Linked DNA regions of Homo sapiens: regions 1 and 2 are each linked to region 3. A link is an interaction called in ENCODE POLR2A ChIA-PET data of the cell type or tissue named here. Cell type or tissue: CD4-positive, alpha-beta T cell. All regions are shown on one strand. Links, peaks and the distances in the headings refer to the core of each region. The heading gives the core; the rest is flanking DNA. Region 1 overlaps RUNX1 (RUNX family transcription factor 1). Region 2 overlaps RUNX1 (RUNX family transcription factor 1). Region 3 overlaps RUNX1 (RUNX family transcription factor 1).

Region 1 (7,925 bases), core at 1,015-6,014, 52 kb after region 3:
CAGTTACCTTCCTTACATAGCAATAGGTCACACTAGAAGGATGTTGGAAGAAAGATGGAGACAGCTTTTTGGCCTCTCCAGCGACATTCTCCATTCAGGTTTACAGCCAAGTCATTCCAGTGTGTTTCCAAGCTCCAAATATCTTTGTAGAAGTAACTTCTAAAAGTATGTGTGAAGTCACACATAATCCAGTCTGGATCAAATACCTGACTGTCCCCACTTCCATGTGTATATGTTGTAATGACAGTTTAAAGTATGTTTTGGGATTGAAATCCTACCCCTCTCTCCGCAAAAGCAGGTAGTAATAGGTTAAAAATGATGAACCATCAAATTATAGTTTTGGCTGATAGGAGTCTTGGAGTGACTTGACCAAAGAAAAATTGTATAAGATTGTCAAACTGCTTGGTACCTAAATCCATAGCCCAAGCTCAGTGAACCAAGATAACCCTCCTGGGGTAGTTTTCCAGAGCTTGTAAAAGCAGTAAGTTTTTTCCTCTAAATGGAAGATCATTGAAAGATAATAGCAGTTCACCAATTATTATTATATTGGCTCAAAATTCCCTTCTTCAGAAGGATGAGCCATCGATCTTTGGGTACAGTGGGGAATTCAACACCGTGTAGACTACTCTTATTTTTCAAATTTTTCTTTTCTTTTTAAAGACAAAATGGATAATTTTGATTGATTAAACAGAAATTCACACAATAGCCATAGTCAGTAAAACGGCAGCAACAACAAAACACAACATTATATGCTCAACCACTCTAATTTATTAAATTATACAGAGATTTCTCCAAAGAATATCCATTGAATTGGTGAAGATAAATATTTTCACAGCTATTACTTAATGGAAGGAACATTTCCCCGTTTGAGTGAGGTAATTTGGATAGCAAGAGTAAATTCAAGACTTCAGAGGCATACTATGTTGATGCTCACCCTCACACTGCTATGTTTTGTGAGATCCACCTCTAGCATTTTTTTTTTTAACTTTTCTACCGATATCACCTAGCAGAATGCGTAGCAAAAAATAAAGGCAGATTATTTTACAGGAAACACTGGTAGCCTAAGGGACGTATAATAACCAACATGTAACTGATCATGGTGCTCTAGCAATATTGTCTTCCCCAGTAGTTCTCTAGGTTCTCTGTTTGATTTTTGAATCAAATCTTTCACATAGCCTATCAATTGTCAACCTATTTGGCTAGGAGATTGTATCCGTCCTCCCTTCTGTGACGCAGACTTCACCAGACATCAGAGAGCTTCCACGGTGTTCGTCAAAATGTCATGGCAAAGCAAGCTTGGGCCTACACCATGCAGTCCCAATGGGAGCAATATTGCACCCAGGGGGATGAAAATTAGTATTCAGGGATAGAAAAAGTCTTACAATTATAATGACTTGTGGACCTCCAAAGCTCAATCCTACTGGATAAAACTTATTCCTTAGTGTTTTACTTCCCTCATTAGGGAGAATTTAAATTTAATTTTATTTTTCTCCTGGAAGGATAGTGATCATGAAAAAAGGAGCCCATATATTTGAGGAAATTTTTCAATTTGGGAAAGGCAGTTGATGATATACTCTTGCAAGATATGTGCTAATAAATACTAACTTCAAAATGTAAGCAAGAGCTTTGTATTAATCTGTAATCTCAACTAGATCTCATTGAGCTTGAACAGTGTGAAAATGATTAGCTTTTCTTCTGTAATTTTTTTTTTTTTTTGGAAAGACCAATTGATGTATTTTTTTCAATCTCCCTCCAAATTTCCAATAAGACACAAGTAATTTTCAGAGTTAAACTCTGGCTTTCACCTACATTTTGTCCTGATTTTGTGAATACTGACTCAAAAATATTTGATAGCTTTCTTCTGCAGATAAAACACAACTCAACTGGCCGTGAAACCAAGACCTTCCATAATTTAGTCTCAATCCATCTTTCCAAAATTACTTTCCTTAACTCTCCTTTATAAACTCTTCACTTCAACAAATAATCCTCTCTCTTCTCTGTTTTCAGCCACCCTGTCTCCCCTCCAAAACTATTTCCGCCCCCCAAGAGCTACACACCCAACTGCTCTTCTGTGTCACAAATGTCACTGTTTTTACAAAGATTTTTGCAATTGCTACCCTCTCCACCCCTCCTTCCCTAGCTAGAAGCCTTCTCTCCCCTCTTCTAAACCCACACAGCTCACCATTTGGACAACTTTTAGGAAGTTTAGCACTTTCCACCACACACTATTGTTTTAAGTACAGTCACCCCCCAGTATCCATGGGGGTATTGGTTTCAGGACCCCTCTGGAATAACAACATCTTCAGATGCTCAAGTCTCTTTTCTAAAATGGTGTAGTATTTGCATATAACATGTGCACATCCTCCTGTATACTTTAAATCAACCCTAGATTACTTATAATACCTAACATAATGTAAATGCTATGCAAATAGTTGTTATACTGTATTGTTTAGGGAAGAATGACAGGAAAAAAGTCTGCGCATGTTCAATACAGACAACCATCCATATATACAGATCTATACGTAGAGAGATCCACAGTTGGTTAAATCCATAGAAGCAGAGCAGAGCTTCTTTATGAAGCCAAATATGTATCTTCATAATATCCCGGAGGGCAGAACTTCGGTCTGATTTGTAGGTATTGAGGTCTAATGAAAATAGCTAGGGAAAAGATCCAGGGGGAAGTCTTTTCCTCCACCACTTACTAGCTGGCTCTGCCTAGTATTACACTTGCTTGCCTTCTCTTTTAGCATATGGGCAATTTATCCAATCACTCTGAGCCTAGTTTCCACATCTAGCTGGCTCTGCCTAGTATTACACTTGCTTGCCTTCTCTTTTAGCATATGGGCAATTTATCCAATCACTCTGAGCCTAGTTTCCACATCTATAAAATACGGTGAGAACTTAATAAGTTAAAATTTCTAGCACATAGTAGATATTTAAAACATATTAAATAAATTCATGCCATTATAACGTCACAGTCTGTTACTTAAAATGTTTTCCTCAAAAGTCTCAATGGCTGACTCACAAAAACAGATTTGTTAATGGATCTGTTAAAATAAACAAGAGCAAAATAGCCTTTGCTATTTTTGTATAGTGTTAATCATTCTGTTCCTTAAAGAAAAGTCCCAGGGAACTACTTAGTGTGGGGAAGGCCGTTTCTAGAAGGAGTGCCGGCAGAGAGCAGGAGCAGGAGTTGGCATCACAAAGCTGGTGCTGTCTTCATCTACACCACATTTCATGTCAACTTCATTTTATTCATTTTGTGCCCCTCATCTGAACCCTCAGTTTCAGGTTTGGGAAACAGAACCAAATGGAACATGAAATGTAAAACAAGGTCCAGCCAAACACAGTGAGCTCTCTCCGGCTTCAAGTCAAAACTTGGCTGAACCACAAAGCTTCACCTGGTTTTGAGTAAAAACCACACTGAACCACCTTTTTTTTTTTTTCACGGTTTCGGTTTGCAAATGGGGTTTCATGCAAAGCTTGCCCTCGTTTCCGTAGAGTTCCCTGGCAGAGGACAGGCAAGTCTTCAGCTAATATGGACTCTGCCCCATGAGCACCCCTGGCCAGCCTGTGTGGAGGTGACTGGTGGTTACTTATTGTTCGGATCTCAGAAGGCCTGGGTGTTGAGTAGTCTTGCTCGTGTGATGATTAAGATGACAGAAAACTATCAGGCATATCAAGAAGAAGTACAATCAGTTAGTTTCTCTCTTTGCACTTGGCTTTTACGAAAACAGAGAAGAAAATTTTTGAAAAGCCATGAATTTATGAAGGGGTGGGAGGAGCATAGCCTAAAGCTCCATCTACGTGTGGAGGCAAAGAGATCTGAAACAATTCTTTGGATAATCCAGGCCAAAATTCCGATTCATCAGAAATATTGAGATAATAAAGGCAAAGTGGGCTAGAAGAGTGCACTTGTGGAAGTATGAAAACAAGCTCAATTTTCCCCTCAATGTGTAAATGTAGATAAAGCCATCATATCAGCGATGCATTTCTCCCTGGAGACTTGTAGTGGATTTGGTGTCATTCATGTGCTATGCTGGCAATAGTAGAAAGGATTAAAATGTTCCTTAGAAGCTAACAGTGTCAGATGAGCCATTTGCCCTGGGTGGTGATGACATTTGGGAATAAGGTTTAATATAAAGTGTCTCCAAACTGAGTTTTCTATGACATGGAGGGAGGTTTGTGTTGTTCTCTTGGTAAATTAAACTAGTACTTGGGATTTACAAGCAGATTTATAGGAGGATTGTAATGATGAATGCATGAAGAATGGATTGGATCAGTGATAAAACATTTATTATATCAATACATGCAAAGTTTGGAAAACTGTAAGAGAAAATAAATGGCCTCTTAAAAATCACTTATATATGTATAGTATCATAAAATTCACATACAAAAATTTCCCACACATGATGACACTGGATTAGTCCTGGAAAGATTATGTGACTTGTCCAATCCAGGTCAGGAAGCCAGTACGTTGCAGGGATTTGAGCTTCCCTCGTTCTTCTCCATTCACAGACAAAAATTTGTCCTTGGCATGATAACTATGTAGCAAGGGAGACAATCAAATACACCAACCACTACAATATAACATCACAGGCACCAAAGTGGGACTATCTTTTAGAGATGTGAGGGGCCTGAATAAAAGATTCCTACATCTGCCTCCTCCCTTTGTCCATATAAGCATGCAGGACTGAAAACTATGAGATAGTCTCTAAGAGACAGATGGAGGGAGAAAGAGCCTTACTGCCTATCTCTAGTGAGCTGGGGAATCCATTCAAGTGATTAGTTTGGGATATATTGGTTTTGAGGATTCCATGAAGTACACAACAAGAGCTCTCAAGGTTCTCCAGAAATGTCAGTCTAGAATTCCAAGGAAATAGTTCTGGGCTGGAGACATGAATTTGGGAGTCACTAATGTAAAAATAATAGATTAATGATCTCACCCAGAGCAAGATGTTGAGGGAGAAAAGTCAAAGGGAGCATCAGGCTCTCTCCAACCCGTGGGTCCAGTTGCATGCAACTGGACAATGGGATTATTATAAAAGAAGATGCCTGCCAAATGATGCCTGCTGTATGGAAGGCTGCACACCACCAATCTCATTCTTTGTAGAGTTAATCAATGCAAAGTCCCAAACCACTTGGTCATTTAAGTAGAAAGTCTTGTCTCTCTAAACCTAACATTTCAACACCTTGCTTATACAGAAGATCAATCAAGAGAAATGTTTTATTTTATGATAAGATTCACAACAGAATTCTATCAAATAGCAAATGTCTTTAGTGATGGTAACATATGATTCATTTGACAAAGCACAAAGCAAAAATTGCATTTATCCATACTTTTTAGGAACAGGAGTTTGCTTTTGGTTATTTTCATTTGTTTGCTGTATAGGGCAATGTATATTGTACATTTCTTTGAGTAGATAATGAGCAAGTGGACACATGAGGCCAGAGATATAAATAATTTTTACTTCCAGAGGTTATTTGTCATGGAACCTAGTAAAACTTCTATTTATTTAATTACCATAGAATTGGAAAATGTTTTGCCATAGAATATTGATATGAAGGCAGAAACCAAATGGACATTTCCCTAGATGAAAAGTATGAATTCAAGGCCCCCAGTGGTCAATGTTGGGCTCCTTAGTTCAATATTTTAGGAGTCATCTGAAAGTCAGAGCAGGACAGGCAGTGAAATTTCCAGTTTTTCTGGTAAAAATGAGCTTATCCAGGTGCCATATAAATGGAATGAACTACAGAAAGATTTGGGTAGTGGATATAAAAATGCCATGTAAACTTGAAAGTTGGCCTGTTAATGTGTTCAGGAGAAAGTGTTCTAAACTATATTTTTAAAATTATGGTCTCTAAGAGATCAGTTATAACCCTGCAAAGGGTCATTAAAATCATGCCTGAGATCATTCCTCAGTGAAGACATCAGTGCAATCCACTGCTTCATCAGGGTAGGCCACAGAAATCCTTTATTAGGCACTGGTGAACCACACAACATGTTGTTATGCTTGTTCTGTAAAATATGTGGTGCTTGAGGTTTGATTGTTGCAATTCATGGGCTCCAAAGAAGCCTTTCTGTCCCCTCTGAGCTGCCGGAGTTTACCTCCCTATCTCTTGCCCTCACATGGGAACCTGTGCCCTACCTTCTGGTGTAGTTAGGCCTGTATTCCCTCCTTCACTTCAGTGAAGGCTAGATATGCACCTTTCCTTCTTTGACAAAGACTTTGTTCATAGTATGTACGCCATACATAATAAATGATGGAAGGGTGGGTGGATAAGATAGATGGTGGTTGGATGGATGGATGGATGGATGGATGGATGGATGGATGGATGGCTGATAAAAATTTTAAATGTATCTGGAAGGTGATAAAAATGATCCAGATAGTAAAGTACCTTCTTAAGATAAAGCAAAAGAATTATCATTCTTTAGAGTGATTATAAGGAAGAATTAATATTAACAAAATTCTCAATGTTTGGCCTTTCCCAGGATTCTCCTTATCAATCTATTATTTAGAAATCAATTAAGGGAAGTTAAGAAATTTTAAGTTACATGCTATATCTTTTAAGATCAGAGTCTTCATTGGCAGCTACTGTGTGTCCTCATAAAATCTTCTTTGATAAAAAAGAACTGATCTAACACTGTATTTCTTCATAGCTCTAGGAGCCTAATACTAATAAGTCAATTCAAACTGTAGATAAGCACAGCATAGTATACATAATCCCAGGCATTTTGGACACATTCTTCGACCTCCCTGAGCCTCAGTTTCCTCATGGACACAGCTGAAATAAATGTATAATACCTACATAAACTATATACCAACATAACCTTATAAGTTTATGAGGATCAAATGGGCGATAGATATAAAACCCTTAGTTTACAAACAGCTAGTAAGTAGTTGAGCCATTACTGCAATCCAAACTTATCTAGCTCTGGAGACCTTTTTTTTTCTTTTAATTTTGAAATAATTTGAACGTACAGGAAAGTTGCGAGAGTAATACAAAGAATGGCTGTATACTCTTCACCCAGATTGACCAACTGTTAACCTCTTGCTACATAAGGCCATGGTTTTCATCAGTGTGCAGTGGGTCCATCATAGTCCATACAAGAACACAACCATGGTGCCTGCCTCACAAGGTTAGTGTGGGGATTAAATGAGTTTGCAGATGTAAAGAATAATATGCACACATTAAGAGTGCACCAAAGTGGAACACGACCTCTGACCAACGTAGGAGCCCAGTGAGGTAAAATGTAAAGGGTGAAGGGAAGTGGAGGGCTGAAAAAACACTGAAGGATTTTTCTGAAGGCTGAAGGTGACTTTTGAGGGCAAAGGCCAATCTTAAAACCCCAGCCATCCAGGATCAGAATAAAACAGCAGTGCCCCTGTTCTTCTGCCACATCTGTCTTCTCCCAGGAAAAGGGCTGAATTTGAACAATCTGCAAAGCATATGAACTGATTTAATTTGGAAAAGTAAGTGCTGCTATTGCCAACCTGATTTCGCCACCCTTAATGGTGTTGGAGTCATCTGTGGTGCTTCCAAAACTAACTGCTGTGATGAGTAGAATATCTCTCCACCACGTCTCCTGACATACCCCCAGCCTTGAAGTGAAAGGTTCCTTTTCCTGATGTTGCCATGATTCTGGGAAGTGAAAAGAGACCTTTCTAAAGCATCTATTTCATTTAGCTGCACAAAGTCTTATCTGAAGGCATGAAAAAGTGTTAAATACCGTAGCCCACATAAATTATCTCAATGCATAACAAGTGTGTTCATAAAGTAATTATCTCTGGAGGCAAGCCATAGCTTGGAGAAGGAAGACATGAACGTCTGCCATCCAGCCCTTCACATCTATGGAGGCTGCACATGGTCACTGCAAGAAATGTCAAAATCCCCAGAACAGATATGATCCATACCTTGTAAAA
Region 2 (7,925 bases), core at 1,784-6,783, 93 kb after region 3:
TTAACTTCCAATTTCTTCTAGAGAAGGGGACCTTTTGTGTTACCATTAAATCCATGAGTCAAAGAGAAAACAATTTTAGAAAAAGAAAGCTCAACCTTGCCTGGCATTTTCTGTTGAAAATCTCCGGAAAGGCAGGAGAAAACTAGGATCACTGGGTCAGCGGGGATGTTCTCTTTCTTCCTGCACCCAGGCAACAGGGTATTGTATCTTTTCTTTCTGGTTTTTTTTTTTTTCATGGGAAACTGCACCACCTCATAGAAGCAGGTATAAAAGATGAGCCCAGAACCCCACATTGAGCCTCAAAAAACTTTCTGATCCAATTTCTCAGAAATTTTTTCCAATGGAAAGAAACTATTCCTTGAATATTTAGAGCGACTTCACATAAAAAGTGACTGTTAATAAGGTAATCTTGCAATATGCTTGATAGTTATTTAATTTATTATTAAGTTGTATCTTACAAAGGAGATAAAATGTATATACTGAGGAATAAAAGAAAACTTCATCGATTAACTTATAGGCATGATTTCAGAGACATTATCCCCAGAGCCTATGAGTCACTGGAGGAGTTCCAGCTCAACAATAGATTATTGTACCTTTTTTTTTTTTTTTTTTGGCTGATGGCCACAATGTTACAATGGCATGTTCCCAGGTCCATCTGTGTTTTTAAATATTACAGTAACAATAACAATAATAATAATAATTGAGTATTAAGAAAAGATGACATTAAACAGAGAATGTTGCATAAGTCAGTCCAGCAGAATAAATGATAACCTAGTCTTTGATTCAGTGAGGCTTTATTAGGTGACAGGTGACAAAGATTGGACCCATGTGTGCATAATCTTGCGTGCTTCAGGCCAGGCCTCTGTCTGTGTAGGGAGCAAAGAGACATGGCACGCCTAGGTCAGTCATACAATAGAATCCTTTGTCTCCCCTCTGTCTGTTCTGTGCAGAGTTTTTTAAATAAATACTTTTTAAAAAGCCAAATAGAGAATCATTTTCAGTTTTTAAATCAAATTAACCCCTTTTCCCACTAAACCACCATAAATTATAGTCTGGATAGGAAGAAAAAAAAAGAATTCTTTTCAACTGTCAAGTATTTACATAGAAATTACAGAAGATGTTATATGTTCTGCTAAAACCAGAGACGAATGCTTCGAGAGCTTTAAAACAGAGTCTTTTCTTTTCCACTCCAGCCGGCAATTACAGCAAGCAGACTGCACCCATGGGGTCTCCCGGCCAGGATCCTGCTAAGCGTTCTATCTGTCGATATTTCTTGCCATGCTGAGACTTTCTTTTGCTTTGTGCATTCGAGTGTTCTTGCAGTCCCATCCCTGGGCAATTAGATGAGATGCCACACCTGTAGCAGCCTCGTACATTTACACAGTTAGCAGCTTTTTATCACAAATGCCTTCTATGGGGACGCCCATCCTGTTTCCATTTAAATTCGTGAACATCTGTTACACAGGAGATGGGTTAGCTACCAAGCACTACTGTTAGATTTCTCGCCAGCAAGTCTCATTCCTTCATGTGGTTTCTGTTTTCTTCTTTAAACAGTTAATTATGTTTTATTCTTTCTTCTATAAAAGCTAAATTTAGCCAAGTTTTGTACTAATTTAAAACATTTTCTGGAAATGACAGAGTGCTATTTTTTTTTAAAAAAGAGGGGGGCTGAATTCTAAGTAGTTATCACAAATGAATATGAGGGGGGAAACGAACATGGCAGCTTGTGTCTTTAAGTCTCAAATTTTATTTGATGTATGCAGACAAACAGCACTTGAGTCATAAATTCAATTCACAGTCATTACTCACATATGTGTTGTGATTCAAAGGGGGGCTTCTGGGAAGGGGGGTCTCCTGGCTTTTTATCCCGCCATGTTAGTCACCTCTTAGTGTGGACTGAAAGTAAACTCCGAATTCTGTTTGTCACTGGCTGCAGCTGAGTACAGCCGTGTGCTATGTATAAACATTGGCAGATGTACTGTTGTGTATACCAACTGCATTAGCCCATTTGCTGTTTGGAGGTATCTATTATGTTTGCTTTTTAAGTTTTAGTCAACACGTTAATATAAGGAGGAAAACTATAGCTCTAGTGGACATGCTGTATCCCAGTGGTTCTCACCTGGGAAAGATTTTACCCAGGAAGGGACATTTGGCAATGTCAGGAGACATTTTTGGATGTGACATCAGGAGTAGGGGAGGCTAATGGCATCTAATAGGTAGGGGTTAGGGATGAGCCAAAACATCCTACAATACACAGCATAGCTCTCCACAGCAATGATTCATCCAGCCCAAAATGTCAAGAGTTCTGAGGTTGAGAAACCCTATGTTAACCAGGTTACAAAAAAAAAAAGTGTCTCAACTTGTTCACTGAAGGGCTAGCTCAACTATTATTGTCATTCACAGCAATCATATTCTTACCACAATACTAAAATTCCTGAACCCGAGAGTTTTGTTGAATATGTTCAAAGTCATATTTAAACATTATTTCATTTCTTTCTTCAACTTCCATATACCGTATGTGTTTGTGAAGGTATTATCTGTGTAAAAAATCAGAAACTAAGAAACCAGGCACTTGACTCTTAGGATGTTTGGATATCAGAGTCAGGATTTAAACCAAGGTTTAAGTCCAACCACATCCCAGTTAGGAATCAGCAATGCTATGACTCCGTGAAGGAAATCATGGCAGTGGAAGGAGAGCTCACAGCTGTAGGACCCATTTCTCGGTTGTCTTCAGGCTCCCAAAGAACACATCAACTAGAATCAGCTAACGCATGAGTGACAGATTATTTTCATTATAGAAGTGTATTTCTATTTGCTCTCTAAGCCTCTTTATTAATTTCACTCTTCAAAACATATACCACTGGGTTAAGAATTCATTAAATGTAAAGATGTCACATTTTGAATCATCAAATGTAGAATAAAGACAGAATCAAAAACATGAAAAAATAATAGCAGTAAGGGAGAGAGAGGGAAAATGAATATGGGGAAGTCTAAAAAATGAAAAAGGGGAAAAATGAAGGAATATGCCTGCTGTTTCCTAATGAGTAGCTGAAAGTCTTCAACCTATGAAGCCTCCTGGATCATCTGCCAATTGTTCAACACAACTCCCACCCCTGCCTTCATCCTCTTTCCCTGATTCACACCCTCATGGCCTCTTTTCATTACAGTCAAGGTCCATCCCAGCTTTGACCTCATGAATCCATTATGCCCTCCTCTGTTACTGCTAGACCTGCAGACCCAGTGTCCACAAAGATGCTCCTATATTCTTTATTCCTGCTTCTCTGGAATGGTTTTAATGCCCCCTAAAGCACCAGCATGTGAATCGACCTTTGTGTTCATATCATGGAGTCCTCTTAGCTCCTTGGTGCCTCCAAGGCCAAGCTTCCATCACCTGCCAAGACACAGCGAGCTGGACCAATATTTGTGTGGCAGGTTGGGTGTGACATGAATGTCAAAGCCACCCTGAATTGAGGGATTCTGCTCCCCTTTGTTGAACTTCCTTTGGGTGGTAAGCCAGACATTGTCATTCAGCAAACATGGTTTCAATAAATATCTAGATGCAATCAAGAGAAACATGAAAATGACATGGCCTCAGTCCTCCAAGAGTTCAAATCTAACAGAAGGGACAAAAAGTGTCTTAGCCTAAGATGATTAAAAAAAAATTAAAAAAAAACTTGACTCAAAAGCTTATATGCTTTTTGGGGTGGGGCAACAGGGTGTACAGTCCCAAGGAAGTAAAAGTGAAAGCAAAAGAAAAGGCACAGAGCTAGTCACAGCTCATGAGAAACTTAGCTAAGCCTTTGCTCTCTCAGGACATACACAGAAAAGCTGTACGAATCTGCTGTGTCTTAGAACAAAGGCAAGCAACTTATCTGCTGGATTCTCCCTATCCACTGCCTCTCATTGATCAAAAGTTCACCCAATACAGTATTAATTCCCCCTGCACTTGCAAGTTGTTACCTGGAACCCCCAGGTAGCCACTGGGAAATCCAAGCATCTCTAAGTTCTGGCCAAGTAGCACATAGGTACAGCTGACTCCTCTTGTCAGTGAGCATCACACATGGGAATTCTTTGGTCTGTGATGGCAATAGCAGCAGCTGTGGCTTTATGACAGTATCCTTTGCCCCATTTCCAAGGCCACCCAGACCCAGAAGCAAGACAAACTCCCAGGCACTGAGCCAGGAAGGTCTGGAGTGGTGCGTGAACGGGGTCCATCACACCAGTGAGTTCAGTGCAGTGTACTGCATGCCCAGCCAACCCAAAGACCAAGGCAAGACCTAGGAACTTTTTATTTCAAAAGGAACATAGGTCTTGAAAATACTCTACTTTCAGCTACTATACGTCGAACACAGTAAAACAACAGTATTTGTTCCCTTTTCTGGTAATAAATCCTAATGACTCCAGCTTGCCAGAAGTCATAAAAAAAACATCAAAACTTGCTGAAGGATTGATAACATCCCACCACTCATAAAATGTCAGATGTTGGATTCATTGTTAGTGACCTAAAACATTAGAAACTTAGATTCAATGGAAAATAAGTGTAAACACATCAGAGCAACACAGCCTAGCTCTGGATGTAATTTGACCTAGTTATGTAGACATTTGGAAACACTGGCTTCTACCTGAGGGGCTACTTGTAGCATGTAACAAGGACGCATCTCACAGTACTCATGCACTAACAGCTCTGCAGAAGGGCACTGAAGGTTGAGGAAGAGGTGTTTAGTTTGAAACAAGTCCACCATCGAGATGTTCCCAACCACTAATTTTCCAAGATAAACTGTTATGTCCTGTGTGTATAGCTTTGCAATCCTGATTAAAGCCAACAGCTTTGGGTGAACACACACCACATTATACCCATATCTGTCCCACAATTTTTGTGCAAACTCTCTTAATACCACTTCAAAAGCATGTGATCATTATGCACACGTACATGTACGTACTAAAGTGAGAAATAGGAGTAGAAGTGAATGCATAAAAGAGGATGCACATGCAATAAGAAGAGAGATGGGTATAATGTAGGACAGACTGGCTAATTGGTCAGAAAATCATGGATGAGAGAAATGGGTAAATGGGAGAGGAGTATGGGAAATGCCGGGGGTAATGAGGTTCCACTAGGCACCGTTGGTTAACATGAGATCAGAAGCATGGCATGAGCATTTTCTAGAATGTATCACTTAGTAGTGAGAGACAGTGTGGGGAAACAAACAGGGGTAAAATTTAGAAGGAAGGCAACTTGGATTTGAATCTCAACTCTACTACTTGAGTTAGTAACCTCAGTAGAAGGGGTATAATATTGTCCCCAATATTAGGGAGCCATAAAGATTCAATGATACATTGTATCACAAATGATATCACATAATGGACTCCTCAATAAATTGTAACTGTTTTACATAGGTAAAGATCACCGGCATGGTTTTCTAAAAGAAAATCATAAATCAGCTATATGGAAAGTGATATGCAGGAAGTAGTCGTTTAGAGGGGAGAACCCACAACCCAGCAGTGGTATAATGGTAGGTTTGAAGAGGACTGGAAAGCTATGTCTGAACTGGGGACATCTCTACAGAGGGCCCTGCCAACACCTGAAACTTAGAATGTATAAAATATAACTTGTCCTCTTTTCCTCAAAACCAGCTCCTCCTCCTAACTTTCACTTACTCTTTCATTCATTCATTAATTTATTATCATATATTACTCAATAAACATGTTTATAACATCTATACTGTAATAAGCACTCTACATGAAAACAGATAAAAAGAATACAACTCTCTATAAATTAATTACCTTCATTATAAATTAAAACACCCTCTCAATCATCCAAAATGGGAATCTCATGGTTATCATTTGCTCCAAGGCAGTTCTAATGTTCCCACATCTGCACTGTCCTTACCTTTTCTTATTTAAGCTCCTAGTTTATTGGTTATCCTCCCCCACTTCAGTCCATCTTACATATGGCCAAGTTTGCTTCCTAAAAGTTCAGATGTTGTCATATTGCTATAATGCTCAAGACTCTTCCACTCCCCACTGCCTAAGGAATTCAGTACAGACTTCTCAGGGCGCTTTGAACACAAATCCAACCACTCTACGCAGCCCTATCTCCCACTGTCCCCTCCACAAGCTTCATTCTTTATTAAGATGGGGACTATCTGGTATGCAGATAGCCAGCCACATCTTCCCCTCTTGCCTGTTGCAGACATCAATAATTGATCACAGCACTCATTCTTGCTGTGCTCAGTTGTGGTCTCAGTGTCCTTCCTTCAGCCAATTCCAATCAATCAGAGTTGGGACCCCAGATAAACCTTATTTGGCCATCCCTCCTCTAGTCATCTCATCAGATAAAAGAACCACAGTCTATTTAGGCGCATATATCACGTTATATACATATAAAATATAATACATATACGTGTATATATAATGTAATACATATACATGTGCATAATACATATACATTATATACATATATAATATAATATATACATTATATATAATATATTGTATACATTTATATATGCTTTATATATAATATATACACGTGTATATATTATATACATGTATATATTATATATACACATATATATACACATGTATATATATATATAAATGTGTATATATATATAATGCATGTTGATTAACTTGTTTTCAAATGCAGACAACCCTAGCAAACAAAGACACTACCTTCCAGACGCTTAGAAAAATAATAATATTATTGGAGGGATTCTAAAGAAGTGAATCACCTCTAGGCAGCACAGATGTGTAAGGAGGATTAGCACAACCCAAGTCAAAATTCCTTTTATGCGTTCATCAGAATGCTGGGCTCCAAGAATCACATAGAGAAACTCAGAGGTAAATTAGATAATCCTTCTACTAGACAACAAAACCCATCTGATTCCGGCCCAAATGAGAAGTGGGTGGCAGTGATGGGGCCTCTCTTGCCAATTCTAGCCAGCTCTGTCTGCTACCATTGTGACTGCTTGTGATCTCTTAGGATATTGGATGTGAGTTGCCTGGCAGATTCAACCAAGAAAGTTTGGAAGGTTAGGATGAGGAACTGTCATCTTCTTCAAAAAAAGTCTAGGAAGAAATGGGTGACCTTACAATTGAGAAACTACTTCTATATATGGTTCACTTGCAGTTTTCTTCCTTGTCTTTTCTCAAATCTCAAAATTTTATCTCTGAAAGGAATTGGGTGGAGTGTGTGTGTGTGTGTGTGTGTGTGAGAGAGAGAGAGAGAGTGTGTGTGTGTGGCAGTGTAGCCATTCAGTATTCATTCCAATTGAAGAACTCAATATGAAATCTAGAACTCTGGACTCTAAGTGGTGCAACAGAAATTTCCACGATTATGTAAATAGTCCATAATTTTACACTGCCTAATATGGCGGCCACTAGCCACATGTGCCCATTGAGCACATGTCCCCTCTTGCCTGTTGCAGACATCAATAATTGATCACAGCACTCATTCTTGCTGTGCTCAGTTGTGGTCTCAGAGTCCTTCCTTCAGCCAGTTCTAATCAATCAGAGTTGGGACCCCAGATAAACCTTATTTGGCCATCCCTCCTCTAGTCATGTCATCAGATAAAAGAACCAGAGTCTAGGTTCATACTATTCAATGGCTAATGTTAGTTGTAAAATTTTATTTATTTATTTATATATATATATATATATATACATACACACACACGTATAATATACATATATAATATGTATATATAATATATATACATGTATATATGTATATATAATATATATGTATATGTATGTATTTTTTGAAATTTGGTTTTTGCAGCTAAGAAATTAATATTAAATGACATTAATTTAAATTCAAATATATATATTTATTTTTAAATATATATCTTTATGAGATATATTTTCATGAGATATGTATATATATGGAGAGAGAGAAAGAATTTATTCTTGAAACATATGTCATT
Region 3 (7,925 bases), core at 984-5,983:
AGAGGGGACTGTACTAACATCCAGTAGGCAGATGCCAAAGATGCTACCAAACAGCCCACAATGCGCAGAACAGAAATGTGATCGTGACAAGGTTGACAAATCCAACCTCGTACTATTACCAGGATCGTGGTTGTAGGACTTGCCAGAGTCCTAGAAGCAGAGTTGGGGGCACCACTGAAGTGGTGAGGAGGGTGCCAGGTGACCAATAGAACCATGCCAGAAGCCCAAGACGGAAGAAATTCCTACAGAGGTCAAAAGATCCCCTTAAGAGAGAAGCTAAGCACTAGGACCAGCAAGCTGGACCAGGAAGAGCAGTAGGCCTGTGATTGGGATGGTAGTGAAGGTGCCTGAGGCAAGGAATGGCTAGGAACACTAGGAAGCATTTCTCCAGAAAGATACCTCGCCAAGGGCTGGGGCCCTGTAGGTTGCCAGCACCAACCGTGTTCCAGGCTCTCTCAGGTGGTCTCCATAACTACCCCACTCACCTGCCCAATGCCTTAGAAGCCAACATTGTTATGCTGGCTCTGTTAATGAAAACACTGAGGCTCAGAGTTTAGATAACAAAAATTTTGAAGCTCAGAAAGGCTAAAGAAGAAAACCAAGGTGACACGGCCAATGATGCTAGCTGTGTTAGGATCAGAACTGAGGTGTATTGGCTGCTTTCCACTAAACCATGTTAAGCTAACTTACTAGTATACTACTGTTCTTTCAGTCTGCTTCATTATATGTAATACACTTGAAATTTCCTTTAACTTGAGCTTGGAGTTGGGCATTTGAGTTGACAACCCATCAGGCAGAAAGGAAGAAGGGAAGCCAGCCAGAGTGGAAGAGATGGTGGAGCAGAGATGGTGGAGAGAGGCCACCAAGAGCTCCATCACTAGGCAGTGAGTGTGAAGGGCAAGCATCCATCGTTTGGCTCATAGGTTTGGTGACCTTGATTTCAAGTGGAAAATTAACTATATTAAACAAAAAGGAACCCCTCTCCAATTCACACTGCAGACAGATGAGCTAGGGGTCTACACTCCCTTTTTCCCACTTCCTCTGTGTCTTTGATGACTGTATAACCAGATTCTCATGACACTCTCACCACTACCCCATTTCTCTTCCCAGCTTCTTCTGATCCTAGACCCATAGAGAGTGTCCCTGCTTAATAACACTCTGTAAAACATGTTGGTGATAGATAAGCCATCGGTAAATTTACTGAATGATCCATGTGGACATGACACTGCGTTAGAAAGTAGTCTTGAACATAAAGATTATATAGCATGAAATGGCTTCAGAGAACTTACTGTCTGGTCAGGGAGGCAAAGCCTAAGCATGAGAAATATTCAGTCAACAAAATGAGAATCGAGTGGCCTATCATTAATACCACAGCAGTGGCAGACCAGGAAAGTAACTGCTTGCTGAGTGGGAAGCCATGATCTGAAGAGAGTTCGGAGAGGAAGATGGAAGTCATTTTATTCCAGGGCTGGGGAAAGACAGAGGAGAAGAAATGAATGAGGCAGCCAGGTGGCTCCAGGAGTGCTCAGAGGGCAGTGAGGAAGTCACTGAGGCTCGCCTGTGAACAGCAAAATTGAAGCCAGGTCTTTGAATGCTGCAGTGAGAAGGTTGAACTTAAACCTGCAGACCAGGGACTCCTAAACTTGGCAGTACATAAGAATCCTCAAAGCGTTTGTTAAAATGCAGGTTCCCGGCACCCACCCTGAGAAACCATGATGAGTGAGGCAGAGAGGCCCAAGAATCTGCATCTTAATAGCCCTGTAGTCCCAGCCATACTTTAAGAACCTTTCTGTAACAGGAAGTCTTTGACTGGTTTTGATGAAGTCTAAATGAAATCTTCAGGAAACTTCAGGCCTAAGCAAAACTGAGCAGAACCTATTTTTACAGCTGACAACTGGCACTGCCTCTGGAGGGACCTCTATGTTCTAGCTGCTGTCTGGAGATTTTATTCATATACCATGGATTTCTTAGTCTAGTCTCTCAGTTCTCAGATACTACTACTAATTAAACATGACTCAGAAACATGCATTTTTAAATGTAGGCCACAAGATCCTAAAGCCAGTCTGAGATAACATTGGATCTAGAATATTCAAATATGGGCTCCAAATTCTGTACCATTACACAAAACCATTCAACTTCTGAAAAATGTGGACACGTGTGAGTTCTACCTGCAAGATGCAAATGTTTCATTGATAGGAAAGAACCTGTGGTTGGGCTGGGGTTTGTGTGTGTGTGTTTATATTTATTTGCCACATCCCACCCTTCCTCCCCCATCTCTTGGCTCAGAACCTAACTTCAACTCTCCCGAATCCCCAAGGCCACTCCCAACTAGGATTTTTTAAATACCTTAACCATTTCAAACTTTCCTTCCCTTTGGAACCTAAAGGAATTTCATTTTCCATTTTCCATTAGCAAGGTGGCTCCAGTTAAACCAGGGCCTCAGGAATAAATACAGCTTGGTTTAAATATTTGCACATCTATTAGGTTTTACTCTAAAGCAGACTGTCCCGACGACGCCTTGCTATTCACAGTGTGGTCTTTGGACTGGCAGCATCACTACCACCTGGGAACTTGTTAGAAGTGCAGAATCTGAGGCCTCAGCCCAGACCTGCTGAATCATCGTCCCCATTTGCTCAAGAGCCCCGTGATTGGCCTGATTTTCATGCACATAAAAGTTTAAGGAGCCCTGCCTAAATCTCCCGCCTCCAAGCTGTCCCCGAAATGTTGGCCTCTCTGCCTCTGGACGCTTGCAGAGATGGGGTAGTGGAATCAGTTTCATGTGGGGGTAGGGTGCGGGCTTCACCCCCTCCCTTCGCCCCCTGCCCCTCCACCCTGCCCTTCTTGATGCTCTCCCAGCGGCTGCACCTGCAGAGTTTTCACTTCTCTGGGAAGCCTCTTGACACAGACCCCGTCCTTGCCTCTAGGGTGGGGCCGCTCTACTTCTTTTCTTTCAAAGAGCCTGGGATGCTGACAGCCTCAGATGGAGGCATCCTGTTTGTCGAAAAATAAACCGGCAGTTAAAGCAGGGTTGCGAGAGCGAGAAAACCACAGGCCTGCGCGCCGCTGATAACGCGCGGGCAGGCAGCTTTTGCAGAAGTTCCGTCGCTGCGGCGCGCTGCGCACCAGAGCTGCGCCACCGCCTCCCTTCCTGTCTGGGCCGCTCGCGTCCCCGCCGTTTCTGGCTGTTGCTTTCTGCGTCGCTCTTTCAGTTACTTCGCCCATTGCTTTTTCTAAAGGATCCCCTTGCTGCTCCGCCATGAGGGATGGATCCACCAACAAGTCCCCGGGCGGATGCGCGCAGATCCTGGACCCATAGGAGGCCAAAATTTACGAGCTGTCATGAAAATGACACCGTTTAAGAGAAGCTGAAGTTGCTTTCTCTTCTGCAGTATGTAATGCTTTGACCTGGTTAAAATAAATAAATAAATAACAATTTAAAAAGAAAGAAAGAAATACAGAAAGACTACATCCTCATGAGGCCTGTAATGCCAAAATGAAAAGGGACCCCAAAGTGCAATATCCAGATTGCTTTTCTTCTTGGAGAGAGTTGACCTGGCCTGATTCTATGCGGTGAATAACTAATTATCAATCTTCCCCTTTTGAGGGGTATTAAAGCCTCTTTCCCCATTTGCCTGTTATCAGATAAGCTAGGCAGATGAGAAGTCAGTGGGTAACCACAGGTATAACCACGATATTCACTGGAAACCAAAAGATTTGACCCCCCGAGGTAAAGAATGTACTTGAAAATAAACCTGAAAATAGTTTTACAGGAGCTGAAAAACTCAGTGTTCCCGAATCAGTAATACGAACTTCTCTGAGCATTAAAAAGTACAAGCACTCCTAAAAAGGACATCTTGAGTCACAGAAGATGATGCCTGTTGGGGTTGATTGAGTCCCTTTGGAAGAGACCCCTGTGCCACGGTGCACCAGAAAGTCTCCATCATTGTTGGGGCCTCTGCAGTTGTTCCAGCTACCCAGTGCTTTTTTATTATTCTTCTTGTCCGAAAACATAGAGTAGAAACAGTCCATACTCATTCCTTAATCTTCCTGTGTTCATAACGAGCAAGCACCCTAGATGAGTAAGAATCTACCTTATTTTTAAGAATTAGCAGAGAACCATATGAGTTTCCCTTTTCCTCCCCTAGAAACGTCCTCAGGTTGGCTAACTTTCCTATTGAGCAATTCCTCACAGCAATCACTCCGCACACCTCTCATCTGAGAGGCTGTCTTCCCATTCCTATGAGCTTTTCTTCCTCTGTCTCATGGCCTCACTCCTAATTATTCATGTTCTCCTGCTGAAGGCCCCTTGACCTAAATATAGAGACCCGTATATTTTGGCTACTCATGTATAGACCCTAATAATGAATAACTCAACTTTATGGTGACATAAAGGAGGAAAACTCAGGCCAAAGAATGTTTAATTCTTAGGGAAGAAGGAGAGAGCTGGCCAGGGATAGCGTGTGCTGGGTGTTAATAGCCACGTGCATAGCCTGTTGGGGAACTTGGCTCTCTCTTGAATCTGGTGCAGGGCATCGGAACGTCTGGGGGAGGAGCAGATAGGATGCTGCTCAGGTTGAACAGGGCTGGACCATGAGAGCTTTGAATGCACTCAAGAAGGAACTTTCTTCAGTGGGCCGGGGCCAGGCCAGATTGATGAATGATCGATTCCTATTATTTACCTTGAGGTCCTCATGGAGATATTTTAAATGGACTTCTTTCTCATTTATAAACTGTCATAAACAAATGACTAAAAGATGTCTAAGTGGTGACTAGAAAATAATAAACCTCATTTTAGCCATATATTTCAGAATTTACACATCTGTTATTGTAGTGTCCTTCAAAGTCATCCCCTGGGAGGGAGAGGGAGCACCATTCTAACAGCACCATTATTACTTTAAACATCTTCGGATCTGCTTTTTTGAAATGACTTTCAGAGTTAGTTTATTGGCTAAACAAGTAAATCCTCCTTACTTTTAAATCACACCTCATTTTTGAACAAGACAGGTATTGTCAAGCTTCCTTGGTCACCTTATTTGTCACCAGTCTTGATCTTAAATGCCTTCTGGCTGTTTCTAAAAATCAGACCCATCACTTATATTCCAGACATTGAGGCTATTCTAAAGCATATGCACCATTGTATGAATTCTAACTGGATGCTGAGAATTTCATCATCACTAGAAAAGAATGTCAAGTTGCAAAGTGACTAGGATGGAAGAGGCAGTATTAGCTACAACATCTTAGGTGTATGTTTAAAAAGTAATCTCCAAATTAGTCACACCTAGTTAAAAAGAAAATAAAAGCCTGGTGCTGTCATACTGTAGTACTTTCAGGGCAGGAACCTAACTATATAACTGATCCTCACTTTCTGAGAAGTTAAAAGGATGGGATGCAGAAAGTGAGTTAAAAGTCAGTTCTAAGTCTTTTGAAGAATGCCCAGAGGTCTACTTTTACCACAGACATGCTCTGATTACTAATAGCACACACATAAAGACATTGTGTTGTATTAGGGTATTGGTTAGGTTGCTATGAGAGAGAGATTCCAAATTATCAGGGCTTAAACAAGATAGAAGTGTGTTTCTCTCTCTTGTAGAAGTCTCAGTAGATTGGCATGGCATCTTCACAATCACAAAGAACCAGGTTTCTGCTACCCTGATGGGCTGCCTTCTGCAATGCCTGGCATTTACCTCATGGCTCAAAATGGGTGCTCCAGCCCCCAACATCACATCCACATTCCAGCCAGCAGCAAGAGAGAATATGGAAGGGGAAGATCTACTCTTTCCCTTGAAGAGCAGGATCTGAAATTTGCCCAGACACTCCTGCTGACAAATCATTGACCAGAACGTAAACAAACATATGGAGGCACCTAGCTGTAAAGTAGGCTGGGAAATACAGTCTTTTGCTGTGCAGATATGTGCCAGGCTAAATATTTATTTGTTTATTGATTTGTATTTATTTAATATGTTGATATATATTTATAATTAGTATATAGTATATATGTAAACTATATAAATATAGTAAAATATATAATAATTTAATACACACATATATAATAAAATATATTTCACCTAATATTTAATTTATGTGTTTATTATTTTTACAAAAGAAGTCTGTGACACCATAAAACTGGTACCCACAGATGCTCTCCTTATTCTCACTTCCACCCATCCTCAATTGTGTACCCACTTGTGAGCCGTCACTCCTGTAAATCAGGCAATGTTGACTGGATTCCTGTGCCCCCCTTTCATTTCCCACCCTCAGGCTCCAGTCCTGTCTTTATCCAGATGCATTCACAGCTGGAGACTAGCCAGGAGAGAAAGCAAACCATTGGCCTCAATGAGGCAGGGCTGGAGACCAAAGTGCAGGGAAGCCCTACTCTGCCCTGCTAGCCCCGCAGGTCAACTTGAACCACCTGAGTGCCTCTGGCCTCCCGGCTAGGGAGGAGACAGTCATCCACAGTCCAGCCCCCTGCCATGAGCTGCAGCCTCAGTCTGATCCACCCACCCACCTGGGACAGGGAGAGAGTGACAGAGGAGAAGGGAAATGCTTGCAGGTGAAAATCTGCCTGCTTTTCCTACAGCAATGACATATGGGCTTCGAGTAGTTTCTGTTTGCATCATCTCACAAGACTTGATTGTTAATTTTCCGGAGTTTTGCAGGCTGGCAGTTAAACAAAGACATCATGCAAAATTAAATTATGCAAACTTAAGAGTTAAACAAAGGCCAGGTGTGGTGGCTCACACCTGTAATCCCAGCACTTTGGGAGGCCAAGGTGGGCTGGTCACTTGAGCCCAGGAGTTTGAGACCAGACTGGGCAACATGGCAAAACCCTGTCTCTACAAAAAAGTACAAAAATTTTCCAGGAATGGTGGCATACACCTGTAGTCCTAGCTACTGAAGAGGCTGAGGCTGAAAGATCACTGGCCCTGGAGACTGAGGCTGCAGTGAGCCGTAATCATGCTACTGTACTCCAGCCTGGGCAACAGAGCAAGACCTTGTCTCAAAAAAAAAAAGGTCAAAATCACTAAAAAATAATCTCCGCCTTATTATTATTATTATTATTATTATTCAAACAGAGTATCATTCATGTTGCCCAGACTGGAGTGCACTGGCGCGATCTCGGCTCACTGCAACCTCCACCTCCTGGGTTCAAGCAATTCTCCTGCCTCAGCTTCCTGAGTAGCCGGGATTACGGGCACCCGCCACCACACCCCACTAGCTTTTGTACTTTTAGTAGAGATGGGATCTCACCATGTTGGCTGGGCTGGTCTCGAATTCCTGACCTCAGATGATCCGCCCGCCTCAGCCTCCCAAAGTGCTGGGATTACAGGCCTGAGCTACAGCGCCCAGCCTCTGCCTTATTATTTTATTGCAGTTTACAAAGATCTATATGCACTTGTTTCTTATCTCTAAATGGTGGAAATGCTCTAACATAGAGTGTTGCTGTGAGAGGAACTATAGTGATCAGCAGTGATTGCTGAAATCTGCACATGTTATAAGTCAAAGCTGTTTATCCTGAAGAGCTGGTTGTTAAATGTTCCCCAGCTCCTGCTGGTTTAGGGATAGGAGATTACTGATACCAGACACCCTTCAGGCACTCCTGCGGGGCGCAGGCTAGAAAACCAGCGGACTCCATCAAGAGTAAGACCGAGAAGGAACCTCTCTTTACCACCCAGCCTATCTCTCAACATGCCCTTGCCTGCACACACCTGGTGCAGACGCTTCCACCCTCTTTCGTCTGTTCAAAGGTAAGCCACATTCCTTTGCCCGGTGCTGCTGGTAAACCACGGAACCGCCAATCAGCTCCTTCAAGACTATTGTCTACACCCGCTCTCAGCTACATGTTAGCCCGTGTTCAGTCTGGAGGGGACAATGATCCCCAGCAAACTGCTTCTGAAGCTGGAGTTGACTGTTTCACAATATAAACA

Evidence for each region. ChIA-PET counts read pairs that join two places held together with the same protein. Peaks named below come from ENCODE experiments on the same cell type or tissue, not always from the same donor. Only the 100,000 strongest peaks of a DNase experiment are listed, where the experiment ranks them.
Region 1: POLR2A ChIA-PET joins it to region 3 with 27 read pairs; 10 of 35 experiments call an interaction of 5 or more read pairs at or near these places.
Region 2: POLR2A ChIA-PET joins it to region 3 with 36 read pairs; 8 of 35 experiments call an interaction of 5 or more read pairs at or near these places.

Annotation. Positions count from the first base shown.
Region 1 is chr21:34,969,920-34,977,844 of GRCh38, reverse strand. All of the region lies in intron 2 of RUNX1 (RUNX family transcription factor 1), which reads left to right. Among named protein-coding and RNA genes, the nearest start is that of RUNX1-IT1, 66 kb to the left of the region's middle. RefSeq lists enhancers at 3,266-3,355, 3,486-3,535 and a silencer at 3,379-3,673. In CD4-positive, alpha-beta T cell, for the core only: no CTCF peak of the experiment used is centred there; a DNase peak (open chromatin) is centred at 3,444; H3K4me3 peaks cover 931 bases; H3K27ac peaks cover 1,108 bases.
Region 2 is chr21:34,930,008-34,937,932 of GRCh38, reverse strand. All of the region lies in intron 2 of RUNX1 (RUNX family transcription factor 1), which reads left to right. Among named protein-coding and RNA genes, the nearest start is that of RUNX1-AS1, 98 kb to the right of the region's middle. In CD4-positive, alpha-beta T cell, for the core only: no CTCF peak of the experiment used is centred there; a DNase peak (open chromatin) is centred at 3,742; H3K4me3 peaks cover 966 bases; H3K27ac peaks cover 3,189 bases.
Region 3 is chr21:35,022,037-35,029,961 of GRCh38, reverse strand. The region is part of intron 2 of RUNX1 (RUNX family transcription factor 1); the gene reads left to right. Among named protein-coding and RNA genes, the nearest start is that of RUNX1-IT1, 13 kb to the left of the region's middle. RefSeq lists a cis regulatory region at 3,054-3,071 and enhancers at 2,990-3,134, 2,788-3,290. In CD4-positive, alpha-beta T cell, for the core only: no CTCF peak of the experiment used is centred there; DNase peaks (open chromatin) are centred at 1,811, 2,221, 2,611, 3,091 and 1 weaker place; H3K4me3 peaks cover 1,823 bases; H3K27ac peaks cover 4,498 bases.